2 separate regions of the Homo sapiens genome follow, and region 2 is linked to region 1. A link is an interaction called in ENCODE POLR2A ChIA-PET data of the cell type or tissue named here. Cell type or tissue: MCF 10A. All regions are shown on one strand.

Region 1 (2,500 bases):
TTTTGTTTGTTTGTTTTGAGACGGAGTCTCGCTCTGTTGCCCAGGCTGGGGTGCAGTGGCACAATCTCAGCTCATTACAACCTCTGCCTCCCGGGTTCAAGCAATTCTCCTGCCTCAGCCTCCCCAGTAGCCGGGATTACAGGTGCCCACCACCACACCCGGCTAATTTTTTTGTGTTTTTAGTAGACACAGGGTTTCACCATGTTGGTCAGGCTGGTCTCCAACTCCTGACCTCAAGTGATCCACCCACCTCAGACTCCCAAAGTGCTGGGATTACAGGCGTGAGCCACCACGCCAGGTCAATATACGTGTTAAATTATAGACATCACTCAGTTACTGTTTTGTTCATGTATGGGGCAAATATATATTTTTATAGAATATACATGTATTATAATTTAATTTCTGATTCAAGCCTTAAAGAAAATATGTAGTTCAAACTTGGAAATAAATGGATTAAAAGTCACTTGCTCTTAAAATGTGGTTTCTTTTTATAATCTTTTAAAATTCAGCAACTTAAATAAAACATCCTGAGGGCAACATGTGTTAGTGAGGGGGACTGGGGGTGGCGTGGGGAGGGAGTGTGTTTGATGAAATTGTCCAGGAGCAAAGCACCACTTACTTGAAGCCCAGAGATTTGTCATCCAAATATGTGCAGATTGCTGGGCTATAAATAGTTTGAACTCAAGTAAACAGCCTCTTCTCCCTAACTGCTGCTTGGCCATTGTTCAGATGCCAGCACAGACTGAGGAGCATCTCACACCAAGCTCAAGGCTCTTGTGCCCAAATTTTGGGCTGCTTCTCTTGTGGGGAGAGCTTCAGCTACCCTGACTTGAGATGACCAAGGGTCACATGTTCACCCTCTTTAGTTATCCCACGTTTGGCTCCCACCCCTATGCAACCTGATGTACAGTTTCATAAACATGCCTCTGCTCTGATGAGTAGCGCTGATCTAAGAAGATTCCTGGCAACTATTAAAAAGCCCTGGGGCCCCATGGCTGTTGACTGAAGTAGATTTAGGAAGCACAGAAGTTCTTTTTTCAGGGCAGAGGCACGCATGGCTCATTTCTTTCTTTGGAACTAAGTAGAGTGGCACTGGTTGTCAGAACTGCTGCAGGCTGCCTGTGCCAGCAACTCATCTGCTCTGTGCCAGGCAGGCAGGCTGCTGACATTTCAAGAGTCCCTTTGAGGACTCCAGCAACATGCTGTCATTAGAGCAACTGAGGACAGTCCATAGTTTATTAGTATATTTCCTTTGGAAAAAATGTCTCCCCCTCTCTCTCTCTTTAAAATTCCTGCTTTAGCTGCATTGCTGCATTCATGTGCAGTGACTCTTATGTCAAATGCCTATGAGGAGATTATGACTAATTTAACATTTTGTTGTTGAGAGGACATAAGGAATGGTAGAAGGAGTACTAGATTAAGGATCAGGAGCCTGGATTCTTGCGCAAGTTACGTAACTTTTCCTAGCTTTGATTTCTTCATTTGTCAAGTAAAGATAGTCATGTCCCTCCTGTTTCTTGGGGTTGATGAGAAAATTTATGTAAAGGTACTTTCTGGACTATACCGAACAAATGGAATGCAAAGGAGAAGTAGGGTAATGGAAGGAGCTTGGTGTTTGAGTCTCACAGGCCTCGCCCACACTGTGACCTCAAGCAAGTGGCTAATGTCTCTCAGCCTCAACCTTTTCATCTGTAAAATGGGAACATCTATACTTGCCTTGCAGGAGTGTTAGAAGGATTAGAAATAACATATGTAAAGCACTGACAAATGGCAAACAATAGTTGAATAGCAATAATTGTTATTATTACACTTAATGTGGATATATTCACTCTGGGTGATTTAGGATTCTAAACCTAAGGAAGTATTCAGTTTATAGATGTAGAGATTAGCAAAAGGCCCTGCTAGTAACTGATAGTAGCAACTGATAATAATAGCTAACTTTAAAAAATCCAAGTAATACATGAATATGACTTTTTAAAAAGTCTCTGAGTCTAGAAAGGCATCTGTCTCCTGCTTACCCCTCACCCTGAGGCAGCCATTTTATTTTTCTGCTTTTACTTCTTTTGGTGGTTACTTCTATTTCTCTAAATAATGTTACTCCCATTTCCTTTTTTAAATGAATTTTGTTTTTGTCAGAAAGGTACATGCACATAGTTTGCCTTAGTCTTTTTAAGGTCAAATATCATAAAAGATTTGTAATAAAAACCATCTGTTCCCTGCCCCCACCCTTTCTTTACCCTTCCTCCTATCCTGCTCCCAAGGGCATACACTTTTGATCCTTTTAGGCGTTTGATCTAGCATTTATCTCTCTATATCTAAATAATATGCTTATCGAGATATGGTTTTTTTTAACTGTATTACAGAAATTTTGAAACATGTACAAAACTAGAAAGAATAGTATAATGAATCCTCATGTACCACCCATTACCCGGCTTCAAAAATCAAAAACCCATGACCAGTTTTGTTTCATCTGTGCTGGTAGCCATTTTCCCCTGCCACT
Region 2 (2,500 bases), 390 kb before region 1:
GTTCCAGGTGCCCTCATACTTGGCACCGCTGCTTGAGCTCTGCCGGATTCCGTAGCGTCCCTTGAAGCCATGTGTCCACTCGCCCTTGTAGAGCCAGCGCCCCTTGGTCTCTATGCCCAGCCCATGCCGTTTGCCCTGGCTCCAGTATCCCTCAAAGGTGTTTCCGCTGGGCCAGGTGTAGACACCTGCCACCTCAAAGCCAAAGTTCCAGGAGCCAGAGTATTCGCCCTGGCCCTTGGGGCCTGTGCACAGTCCATGCCCATGGGCCTTTCCCCCCTCCCAGCCCCCGCAGTACGCCCCTCCATCATCAAAGTCGAAGCGGCCCCCACTCATCTCATCATAGCCCCTGACAACCTCCCCGTCCTCCAGCGTGGGTGCAGAGGGCGTGGGTGATGCCTGCAACACTCCTCCAGTGCCCTCGGGGGCAGGCCCCCAGACTCACCACTGCACCCCAGGAGGGGGGAAGCAGGATGCCAGCAGAGGCTGAAAGAGCCCCGGCGCCAAGTCAGCACCGGGTCGGCTAGTCAGTGCCATGCCCGGGAGCCCCGACTCCACCAGCCAGAGCAAGGCTGCCTGCTGGAAAGAAAGCAGGAAGGAAAGGTTCAAAGTCCCCACAAAGCGTCCCAAGTCTGCCTTCCAAGAAGTCCAAGGGAAAACGGTGTGATCTCTTTAAGAAGCCCAGTGAAAGGGTGGGGTGGAGGGGTCCCCAGCCTTTTCAAAGAGGGGAAATTCCCCTCGGTGGCAGCCCCCGCCGGAGGCTGAATTCCCGCAGCCCGCTGGCCCCCTTCTCCACCCCAGTGGGTGTGCGGGGCTGTCGGTCTCCCCGCCGCTGCCCCGCCCCCTTCTCCAATCCTGCCCTCCTTCTGGGACGGAAAGGTCAGTGTTGCCCTAACAAGGCCATTGGATCTCAGAAGCTGCTCCCAAAATAACCCCCAGCCAGCCCAGCCTTCTTCAAAGCGGGAAGGAGGGGTATTTCAAATCGCGCCCGTGCCGCAGACCCGGGCAGTGGCTGGAGGCATGAGGAAGGAGGCTGAGAACTGAGTGCAGGCAGCCCAGGGAACCTGGTGTCTTTTCCTCCCGGGAATGAGAGCTCCCTTCCATTCTCAGAGTCCCCTGGGTCTGCGCGCAGGGAGGGCACCGGGGAATCGGGGAAGGGAGGGGAGAGGGAGACCAGCAGAACACCCAGTCCTGGAACACTGAAAATCCCCCAGAGCGAGGAGGTTGGCAGATCTCAGCCCCATCACCACTCACATGCCCTAAGGGGACCTGGGGTTACAGCACCACTGCCAGCCCCATCAAGGAATCCAGTGACCTAAAGAGAAAGGAATGGAGACAGTTTCACATGTGCTTCCGAAAGCAGAGGAGGGAAGTCAGAAAGAGAGGGGAGGCTGTGGAAACAGGGTCTGGAAGATACACAGAATCTCAGTCCAGTGCTCACTCACCACCCTGAGCTCCCTCCACCCCTGGAAGCCGGGGAGAACTTGGTGCAAGAAGCAACCATCTATTCCCTTTCTCTTTCTCCTGAAGGGCAAAGAGAAGGGAGAGGAGCCTGCCCTCCTCTCTGCCTGAGACACAGACTGGGCGTCCCGCTAGCTTCCTCTCCCCACCCCTTGATGCCTCGGCGCCCTCCCTGCCCCCTGCCGCAGACCCAGCAGACCCTGAAGGTCAAAGGAGTCCCCTTCCTGTCAACACAGGGTTGTGTTGTAATGAGGTCCTCTCAGAAATTCTCAAGGGTCATGATTTTTTAAAATTTCCCTTTCTGAGCTGTCTTTTGCTCTAGTGTCCTAGGAGCCTGTGAGGCCAGACTTCAGAAAGCTCTTGGGGCAGGGCCAGGAGAGAAGGGCCTGGGTGGATTCCCAGCCACTCAGGTTCCCACCAAACTCCAGTAAAAAGAACAAATAAATCTCCATGGCAAGAAGCTGTGGCCAGAGCTAATGATTGTAAATCCCAGCTAAGCCCAAGGTTAATGGGAGTATAGAGGAATTCTGGGAAAGGTAAGAGCCACCAAGACTAGGAAGATCTGTGTGTGTGTGTGTCTGTGCGTGTGTGTGAACGTGTGTCTGTGAGAGTGTGAGAGAGTGTGTGTGAGTGTATGTGAGTGTGTGTGGTAAGAGTGTGTGTGTTTGTGTGTGTGTGGTAAGTGTGTGTTTGTGTGAGTGTGTGTGGTAAGAGTGTGTGTGTTTGTATGTGTGTGTGGTAAGAGTGTGTGTGTTTCCATGTGTGAGTGTGTGTGTGTGAGTGTGTGTGTGAAGATGGGGACAGAAGAGAAAGAGAGAACTAAGCACAGAAGGTACTAGAGAACATTAGACAATTATCTGACTTTGAACTTATCTGACATATTTCCAAACCCCATGATAACTTAGGCCACGTGAAGTCACTGCGGAAGTCTTGTTCCTGTTTGGGGAGTGGGTAAAAAGTGTTCCCTGCTTTCCTTCCAGTGGGTTACCTGTTCTTAGGACTTGGTTCCATCCTTGGTCACAGCCGCTGACCTTCAAGAGCC

The links. ChIA-PET counts read pairs that join two places held together with the same protein. Peaks named below come from ENCODE experiments on the same cell type or tissue, not always from the same donor. Only the 100,000 strongest peaks of a DNase experiment are listed, where the experiment ranks them.
Region 2: POLR2A ChIA-PET joins it to region 1 with 6 read pairs; 1 of 35 experiments calls an interaction of 5 or more read pairs at or near these places.

The regions. Positions count from the first base shown.
Region 1 is chr20:44,572,005-44,574,504 of GRCh38, forward strand. It overlaps a transcript of PKIG not described here. Among named protein-coding and RNA genes, the nearest start is that of PKIG, 9.3 kb to the right of the region's middle. In MCF 10A, no CTCF peak of the experiment used is centred here; DNase peaks (open chromatin) are centred at 967 and 1,437.
Region 2 is chr20:44,186,373-44,188,872 of GRCh38, forward strand. JPH2 (junctophilin 2) reads right to left here and starts at 816. Exons shown (of 6, transcript NM_020433.5): 1 at 1-816. The coding sequence starts at 333. In MCF 10A, no CTCF peak of the experiment used is centred here; DNase peaks (open chromatin) are centred at 1,259 and 1,819.